2 separate regions of the Homo sapiens genome follow, and region 2 is linked to region 1. Evidence: read pairs that join two places in POLR2A ChIA-PET (ENCODE). Cell type or tissue: A673. All regions are shown on one strand.

Region 1 (5,000 bases):
GAGGCAGCAGCTTTCCAGCAGTTCCAGCCATGTCCCTTTGTCTCTCCAGAACTGGCAAGCCTCACAGCAGCAAGTGTGAATGTAGGGACTTCAGCCCAAGGAATTTTAGCTATGGCTTCTTTTCTTGCTCCTTTAACCCCTCTGTTTCTTCCATTTACTCTTCCAAACCTCCCAGCACCTTGGAAATCAATTCACTGTATCAAATTCCCTGTGTTTGAAACATCTAGAGTGGGAGTCTATTTTCGAGCCTGGACCCAGACCCATATTGCCTTGAAGACAGGATAGCGGGAGAAGACAGAAAGGCATTCCATTGGAGAGACTGCCCCAAGCAAGTGTCCAGAATGGGAATGTTTGGAGGGGTTGTGGAGAGTGAAAATCAACCTATTTGGTTAGGGCATAGTGAATGAATAGGAGAGTGGCAAGTCACTAAACCACAGAGGCATAAAAGGTCTATATAATGGAGAAGCTCCAATACTGGGTGGAAAAGTTTGTACTGGTTTTGGTAAGCAATAGAGATTCACTGAGGCCTGAGTCAAGTGCCATAATGGGAGATGGGCATGGAGAAGACCATTTTGCTTAGTGGTGAGTGTGATGAGTTGGAAAAAAAAGAAAGATGCAATAGACTAGCAAATATGTAGTATTTAGAGGCACTGGTTGGATGAGATGAATGAGAGAGGAAAATCAAAGATGGCACCACAATTTTCCCCCTGTTTAACTGGAAGGTAGGGCCCCTAGGAGATGTCAGGAAGATATCAGGAAGAATGAAAGTGGCTTGAAAGCTGTGGAAGGCAGAGAATAATATTTGGCATCTGTATAGCACTTGGAGTTTTCACATATGTGATATCATTTGATTTAAATTCCAATCTCTTAGCTCTTTTCACTAGTCATTGATATTGATCTATAACTGGGCAAAGAAGCTGAGGCTACATAACATGATTTAGCGATCATCTGTATGGAGGAGACAAGCAAAAACAGGACACCGGATGAGATCACTAAGGGCAAGAGTAGAGAAGCCAGACCTACAAGGATGCATGTGGGGTGCGGGTGAGTCTGGGAAGGATGAAATGTTGGAGGTAAGAGAAAGGCTGGTTAGAAAGGAGGATGGTAAGTATTGATAGCAGGAGGACCAAGACAGTTGGTGCTACATAAGCCCAGAGAGAAGGAGATTTTATAAAAAAATTGGACATTTTTTCCCCTAAAAAATGACTGTCACATTCTGCAAGGTGTTAAGGAGAATAAAGGTTGAAGAAAAATCCACTGGGTTTGCAGATAACAGTTTCAATGATTAAGTGGGGACAGAATCTATATTTCTTGTGGCTAAAGAGTGGTTGAATTATAAGAAACAAGGCAATGAGAATGGCTCATTTTCCCATTCTCTTGGCCCCTTTCCCATCCATTTCCTCTGTTTGCCACCAAGTCCTTCCCTCCTCATACCCTCAGCCTACTCACCCATGCAACTTCCGATACCACCTGCATCTGAGTGTAGAATGGGCCAGTTGTTGGACGTATGTATACGAAGCTGGCTCACTGACTTGCAAGTTTGGATTTCAGAGAGACACAGTCTGTGTGACCAGTATCAGCTTACTGTAGAGGCTGAAAGTATTTATTAGTGTCAAAGGTTGGTACTTAAAGTTGTAGACACCAGCTCAAAGTTTTTTATTAAAGACATCTAGCAGTTTATTAAGCAAAGGCTGGCTGACATATATGACTTCATGAAAAACGGGAATAAAAGAATTATACAATTTTCTCCCTTTAAAAAAAAAGCATCGCTTGTGTTCTTACATACTTGACATCCACTAGAAGTCATAAAATCACACCAACACAGTATATATGTTAAAAGCTCCATATCTCCTGAACCCCTGGTGAAGTCTGCAGAACACATTCAAAACAGTTGGTGAGAGTAGGCCACAGCGGGAGGGAGCAGACTTCCTGTACTTTGTCAGACTGGAGGAAGTCAAAGTTAAAATCTGATTACTTCGCAAGGATTCCAAAACCTGATCTAAATCGCCTTTCAGAATCTGTTAACAAATCAAAGAGCATTTCCAGTAGCACCAAGCAAGAGGCCTTATGGCCTGATAATTCTGGTAAGTTCCACTTTTGGGATAGGGAATATTTGACCAAGTTAGATCCTTCATAAAATGCAGAGCCTGTTAAACCCCAACCTAAATATGTTCATAATAAAATATCAGCCTTCCAAATTACATTCTATATGAACAAACAAGCCCACGAAACATCCAAACAACAGTGCAGTAGGTGGAAACAGATGTCATCATTTATTTTAAGATTCGTTTATTCAACAATCGAATGGAGGAATGTTGCTTATTCTATACAACATCTTAGGATTTAAGTAGTTTACCTGCTATTTTGAAACATGCATAGGGCTGTCAAATAGTTTCCTGGGTTTTCAGAATAGCTCCTAAACTGTGCAACTCTGCTTTCTTTCCACAATATAAACAAAAAGGGTTTTTTTTTCCTTAAACTTGCCATAAAAACGATGTCGTCATAGGATAAAAATTTTAAAGCGGCTTTAAAAAATTAAAACCTATGAATTAGTCTCAAGCAGCCTAACTTTATTTTTCTAACCACCAATTCCAACAGTAATAAATACTTATGATTGAGATCTCTGAGTATGATACTTATAATAGGACATAGTAAAAGCCTAGTTAATTTCCACTTCTGGTCTTGAATCGATTTTTTTCTAATGTGTAAAATTTCAAACAGAGCTCTTGCTTCATTTCATGTTACTTTCCTTCTTTATTTAGTTAAAGAAGATGTGTGGGAAGGAGCATGAGGGAGGCATAGGGATAGCAGGGTGGGTTCAATCTCCTTTTCCATCACCCCCCCGCCCTTTCTGTCAAAAAAAAAATGCTGAAAAAATTAGTCTCTACCCTTGCTGGCTCAACTTCATCACCTCCCATTCACTTATCCGCCCACTGCCATCTGGCTTCCATCCCAAAACTCCATTCAGATTGTTCTCATTAAGATCACCAATGCTTTCCTCCTTGCCAGATCCAATGACCTATTTTTAGGTCTCCTCCTGGTTGACCTTCTGCGGCATTGCACATGCAATGCAGACCCGAGGCTCCAAACTCACATGCCCATAGGCTGGCTGCAGTCTACACAGGTGAAGCTGGGTTTGGTATTGCGTAGGGTGAGTCACAGGAAGCCTGTCCAACTGTGGGCATGTGTCCCTTCTAAGGTAGCAGCTGCTGCTGTCTCTGGTTGATTTTGGTCATGGAGGAATGTGGACACCGCATTGATAAATATTTTGATTTTTTTTTTTAAAGAAAACTTGGTTTTTATGAGAATGTTTATAATTCTTCTTTCTTTCTCTTTCTCTCTTCCTCTCTTTCTTTCTTTCTTTTTGACTGAGTTATACTCTGTCGCCCAGGCTGGAGTGCAGTGGTGTGACCTCAGCTCACTGCAACCTCCGCCTCCTGGGTTCAAGTGATTCTCCTGCCTCAGCCTCCTGAGTAGCTGGGATTACATGTGCCCACCATCATGCCCAGCCAATTTTTGTATTTTTAGTAGAGACGAGGTCTTACCATGTTGGCCAGGATGGTCTCAAACTCCTGACCTCAGGCAATCTGCCTGCCTTGGCCTCCCAAAGTCCTGGGATTACAGGTGTGAGCCACTGCACCCAGCCTCTAATTTCTAACTATTGGCTCAATTTTCGTTTAATGCTTGTAGGGAAAGTAGACATCACTGTAGACCTCCGAGGAGAAGACTGTACTGTAGATGAGTCTATGGTTCTCTTGCCCTCTGGGCCTGGTTCTTTATAGGTTCTGCCTATTTGTTTCTGCCCATTTTTCTGCTGTTCCCCTGGCCCCCATACCTACCTCAATCATATTGAGGCTCCTTGTGTTCCTTCTTAGTCCCCTTCTATTTTCTCCTCCTCGTGGGAAATGTTGTAGACCCAGGGCTAGCTTCCTGGGCTTGCAGTCAGTGCAGTTGCCCTGAGCCCCACATTCAGAAGGGCTCCATGCTCATGGGTTAGTGCTCTGCAGCTGCTATCTTGAAATTCTTACGTTATCTCTGAATTTATGTTTTGTGAGTGAAATACGATGGGATAACGAGCATGTGCCAGGGACTTAGCATTTCAGCTCAAGCGCTGTCCTTCTCACTGCCCTTCTTCTCACTTCTCAGCCTGAGAAGAGTTCTTGGCCACCTGTTCCTTCAACCTTCCCCGACCCAGGTCCTGCCACTCTCCTCCTCTAACCCTTCCCCCCAAGACTGCCATTATCCTCCACCCTGGCAGGAAGCTGAGTGCAGGTGTAAGAAGGGTTGGGGTCCTTGCACCTGCATCTCTAGTCAAGGCCTGGCAACAGTGGCTGTCCTCACCCTAGCCTGAGTGCATGAGGCTGGATACAGTGGCTCATGCCTGTAATCCCAGCACTTTTGGAGGCTAAGGTGGGCGGATCACCTGAGGTCAGGAGTTTGAGCCCACCCTGGCCAACATGGAGAAACCAAAAATACAAAATTCTCTACCAAAAATACAAAAATTAGCCAGGCATGGTGGCGTGTGCCTGTAGTCCCAGCTACTCGGGAGGCTGAGCAAGAGAATTGCTTGAACCTGGGAGGTAGAGGTTGCAGTGAGCTGAGATCACCCCACTGCACTCCAGCCTGGGTGACAGAGTGAGACTCTGTCTCAAAAAAAAAAAAAAAAAAGTGTATGACTTGTTGAGGGTCAGCCTGTTACCCCCTGTGATCCAAGTCCCTAGCACATCTTGATGCAGAGGTTGCAATATCCTTGGGATTGCCCATCTGCTATGGGCTGGGACAACTGACTCTTGGAAAGTGGAGATGCCTGACTTGACTTCCCAGCCCCTCACTGAGGTGTGGTGCATGCGAGCTGGTGAGAGGGGGAACATGGCAGCTGTCAGGCTCAAGGGCATATGGAACTTCCAAGTCCCACGGCAGCAACCAGAGCATCTGGGAGAGTCTGAACTTACCCTACGCGTATTTTTGGATCCTTTGGGCCACTCTGTGCCTGTGAGAAC
Region 2 (5,000 bases), 1.3 Mb before region 1:
TGAATTATATTTTAGTAAAACTTTGTTCTATAAAAAAGATGAAATGGGTGATTTTTCAGGGAAAAAAAAAATGTGTTTTGAGACAGAGTCTCACTCTATCACCCAGGCTGGAGTGCGGTGGTGCAATCTCGGCTCACTGCAACCTCCACCTCCCAGGTCCAAGTGATTCTCGTGCCTCAGCCTCCTGAGTAGCTGGGACCACAGGAGTGTGCCACCATGCCTGGCTAATGTTTGTATTTTTAGTAGAGATGGGGTTTTGCCATGTTGGCCAGGCTGGTCTCGAACTGCTGACCTCAAGTGATCCACCCACCTCGGCCTCCCAAAGTGCTGGGTTTACAGGTGAGAGGCTCTGTGCCCGGCCAAGGAAAATTTTTAAATTAACTCAGGAAGAAATAAAAAACCTGAATAGTCGAATAACCCTAAAATAAATCTAAAGGGTATTTTAAAATATTTTCTCCTGCTTGCTCCATCTAGCTTGAGACAAAGATAGCAGACCAGACTATTTTTGAGTCAAACTATATAAAACCTCTAAGCTTTTCCATACACTTTATAAATTGTATTTAGAGCATAGAGAAAGATGGGAAACTTCCCAGCTCATTTGACTTGGCTAGCATTACTTGCCAATGTAATAAAACAGGATGATGAGCACACAAAAGCAAAAGAAGAGGGGAAAAAAATGATAGGCCAATATATTTATGAGCAGAGATGCAAATAGCCTAAATAAGACATTAACAGGCTGGGTGCCATGGCTCACGCCTGTAATCCCAGTACTTTGGGAGGCCAAGGCAGGCAGATTGCTTAAGCCCAGGAGTTTGAGACCAGCCTGGGCAATATGGCAAAACCCAAACTCTACTAAAAAAAAAAAAATACAAAAATACAAAAATTAACTGGGCATGGTGGCATGCACCTGTAATCCTAGCAAGTTGGGAGGCTGAGGCACAAGAATTGCTTGACCCCAGGAGGTGGAGGTTGCAGTGAGCTGAGATCACACCACTGCACTACAGCCTGGGCAACAGAGTAAGACTGTCTGGAAAAAAAAGAAAGAAAGGAAAGAAAGGAAAGAAAGGAAGAAAGGAAGAAAAGAAAGAAAGAAAGAAAGAAAGAAAGAAAGAAAGAAAGAAAGAAAGAAAAAGAAAGAAGAAAGGAAGAAAGGGGGAGGGAGGGAGGAAGGAAGAGGGAGAGAGAGAGAGAGAGGAAGGAAGGAAAGAAGGAAGGAAGGGAGGAAGAAGTGAATCTATTGCCATCTTTTCCAGCAATAGATTTATGGAGAAAAAAAATATGATCATCTGAATAAATGTTGACAAGGTATTTAATTAAATTTAATACCAACACCTGATTAAAAATCTTAGCAATCCAGAAAAGTATGAATCTACATTAACTTGGCGAGGCACAGTGGCTCATGCCTATAATCCCAGCACTTTGGGAGACTGAGACAGGAGGATCACTTGAGCCCAGGAGTTTGAGACCAGCCTGGACAACATAGCCAGACACCATCTCTTCCTGAAAGTTAAAAACTTAGGCATGGTGACATGTGCCTGTAGTCCCAGCTACTTGGGAAGCTGATGCAGGAAGATCATTTGAGTACAGGAGTTCAAGGTTGCAACGAGCTATGATTACATCACTGCACTCCAGCCTGGGTGACAGAGCAAGAACCTGTCTCTAATTAAAAAAAAAATAGTAATAACAAAAAACAAAACTTCTGTATGACAAATAAGCATACAAACAAAATATAAAGACAAGTGACAGGCTGGGCGCGGTGGCTCACGCCTGTAATCCCAGCACTTTGGGAGGCCGAGGCGGGCGGATCACGAGGTCAGGAGATCGAGACGATCCCGGCTAAAACGGTGAAACCCCGTCTCTACTAAAAATACAAAAAATTAGCCGGGCGTAGTGGCGGGCGCCTGTAGTCCCAGCTACTTGGGAGGCTGAGGCAGGAGAATGGCGTGAACCCGGGAGGCGGAGCTTGCAGTGAGCCGAGATCCCGCCACTGCACTCCAGCCTGGGCGACAGAGTGAGACTCCGTCTCAAAAAAAAAAAAAAAAAAAAAGACAAGTGACAGATGAGAAGAAAATATTTGTAACATATTGTGGACCCTGGAAAATAATATTTAAGTCCTTGATAACCTCTTGTGCATGAGATCCTGTGCTGGACCTATCACTTGTATCATCTCATTTCATTTCCTTCCTTCCTTCCTTCCTTCCTTCCTTCCTTCCTTCCTTCCTTTCTTTTTTTGAGATGGAGTTTTGCTCTTGTTGCCCAAGCTGGAGTGCAAAATGGCACAATCTCGGCTTACTGCAACCTCCAACTCCCGAGTTCAAGCAATTATCTTGCCTCAGCCTCCTGAGTAGCTGGGATTACAGACATGCACCTCCACACCTGGCTAATTTTTCGTATTTTTAGTAGAAATGGAGTCTCATCATGTTAGTCAGGCTGGTCTCGAACTCCTGGCCTCAGGTGATCCACCTGCCTTGGCCTCCCAAACTGCTGGGATTACATGCGTGAAACACTGCACCCGGCCCTCATTTCATCTGTAAATCAAGTCTCTGAGGCAGTGGTGATCGACACGATTGTTCAGAAGAAGACACTAAAAACTGGAGAATTTAAGCACCCTGCCCAAATCTCATGGCTCAGAAGTGAGTTAAGGTTCCAACATGGACCTAAGCTGGCTCCCACACCTGCCACCATTTATCTCTCCAGGAACTAGCATGATTCCTCATCTCCTAAAGTCACTTCACTTATTATTTGTGCTTTTGATGTGTTTGTTTCTGGACAGATTGTCTGAAAGGGTCTTTTCAGTAGAAAGGTCCTGAGGTGAAGATGGAGAATGGGTCACAAAGCTGTCACATGCCTTCCTTCTCATGAACTCTTGAGGAGCAATCTTCCTCCTTAGCTTTTTCTTCTGCCTTCTTCCTTGGCTTTTGAGTTTCCTGGGGTGGCCCTAATTTCCAGCCAGTGGAGAGCTGGGCTTGGTTGCCCCATTCATCAATCCTAGCATGCCCCCACCCTTCCCCTTTCTCATTTGCTTGTGACAGGGAGAAAGAACGGAGTGTGGGTAAACCCTCTGACTTATCTGATTGTGCTGTAGGTGGGCCAGGTCAGGCTTGGCTTGACTGGCTTGACCTGCTCTGCTATTTCCTTTTCTGTCCCTCTCTTTTTCTTTTCTTTTCTTTCTTTCTTTTTTTTTTTTTTTTTTTTTAGATTAGGTCTTACTCCACCACCAAGGCTGTGTACAGTGCCGCTGTGTACAGTGGCACAATCACAGCTCACTGCCGCCTCCACCTTGTGGGCTCAACTGATCCTTCCACCTCATCCTCTGAGTAGCTGGGACTACAGACACACATCACCATGCCTGGTTAATTTTTTAAAAGTTTTTTGTAGAGGTGGGATCTCACTGTGTTGTGCAGGCTGCTCTTGAACTACTGGGCTCAAGTGATTCTTCTACCTTGGCCTCCCAAATTACTGGAATTACAGGTGTGAGTCACCATGCCCAGCCTTCTGACTGATGGATGTAGACTGTCCTGTGTTTCTGTGAGAGGGGCAGTCACTGTTATTTAGGATGTTCTGGAAAGGGTGACTGCTTGTCAGTGAGCCTCCCTCTCAGAGCCCCTTGAGCATCTGAATCAGAGTTAGCAAACTCTGTCCATCTCCTCTGCCATGATCCCTTTCTCTCCCCCATCAGCTCCTTCTATGCCTTCCTGCTCCTAGTTTCCAAGTCTCCAAGGTCAAGCTAAAGCCCAGATTTTATCATATTTCTCTTTTGCTTAAGAACCTGTAAGAGTTCACCAGTGAATTTTCAAAATAAGGTTCGTGGATGTTATATTGGGGTCCAGGAAGTGTTAGACATTCTATTTACTCTTAATCCAAAAATTCAGAAAGAAACAGCTTGGGTACTAGGTAGCTGGTGTATTGATTGTCACTAGTGCCCCACTTGGCCCATCTGTCAGATCGTTTCCTGAATCATGGTGTATGTCAGAAATATCATAATGCAGAGGGCCAGAGAGAGGGGTGTATTCTCATCCACTATCTTTCAATCTATTGCCAAGTGTTGCAATTTCCATGAGTCTAGCTCCATGAATTCCTACGGCCTCAGGATATGGTGGAGAAAATATTGTTAGAAATGAAACATTCATGATTCTTTGCATATAATCATGAAAGTCCATTCTAAAGTGTCTGTGGGGATTTTTCCTTCCCCTATATGAAAACAAAGGCATGACATTTCTGGCAATTTTTGGTAATAAAAAGCCTTGTGGTCCTTTTCAGTCATATCTCTGTCTTCAGACCTCTGGTCTAGGAAGGAGAGTAGTAGTGGCCAGCTTGTCTCTTTAAACCTCTCTTCCTTTGGGGCTGGAAGCAGGAGGAAGGAAGAGAGGTAAGGGATAGAGAGTTCTTATTTGGCTGGTACTAGAATAATCTGACCCCATGCTTTGCAGACCTGGGAGGTTTGTGGAGCTGGCTCTCTCTTGTGGGCACTTATATGGGTTTTCTGGAGACTCCCTTGCTCGGGGTGTTCAACAGCAACTCCAGAATGTCAGGCAGTGTTTCTCTTGCCCCTGGCTGCTCCTGACATAGCCTCAGTTTCTACCTCCAATGGTTCACATCACAGCCTCTTACCACCAGGGTCCTCTCTGGCTGTAGGCCGCCATCTTGGAAGAATCTCTTCTAAAATGAGCCAGACCATATTCTTACTGCAAGCTCATGTCTGGTCCTTGTGTTAGAGGGAAGTTCAGCCACTTCTGACCCACCATTGAAGGGGAGGAGTGAAGAGACTTCCCAGATGCTCAGCCATAGGGAGCGAGGCTGGTCCATGGAGGCCCAGCTACAGGTGCCCTGAGCTCTGTGCAAGGTCAGGTGAAGGTTCTCTCACTGGGTTGAGGTTAGGAGGGCACTCCCCTCCCAACTATCTCTCAGTGCACTAAGTGCTGTGGGCTACATTGTCGCCGTGTATGTTGTGGGCACCACATTGATTCTGCTGCCTGGGTTGAAATCCTACCTCTGCCTCA

What was found. ChIA-PET counts read pairs that join two places held together with the same protein. Peaks named below come from ENCODE experiments on the same cell type or tissue, not always from the same donor. Only the 100,000 strongest peaks of a DNase experiment are listed, where the experiment ranks them.
Region 2: POLR2A ChIA-PET joins it to region 1 with 9 read pairs; 1 of 35 experiments calls an interaction of 5 or more read pairs at or near these places.

The regions. Positions count from the first base shown.
Region 1 is chr4:26,836,736-26,841,735 of GRCh38, forward strand. It overlaps a transcript of TBC1D19 not described here. Among named protein-coding and RNA genes, the nearest start is that of STIM2-AS1, 21 kb to the right of the region's middle. In A673, no CTCF peak of the experiment used is centred here; DNase peaks (open chromatin) are centred at 1,446, 1,906 and 2,906; H3K4me3 peaks cover 1,136 bases; H3K27ac peaks cover 3,970 bases.
Region 2 is chr4:25,493,798-25,498,797 of GRCh38, forward strand. No RefSeq gene overlaps it. Among named protein-coding and RNA genes, the nearest start is that of ANAPC4, 120 kb to the left of the region's middle. In A673, no CTCF peak of the experiment used is centred here; a DNase peak (open chromatin) is centred at 2,164; H3K27ac peaks cover 3,517 bases.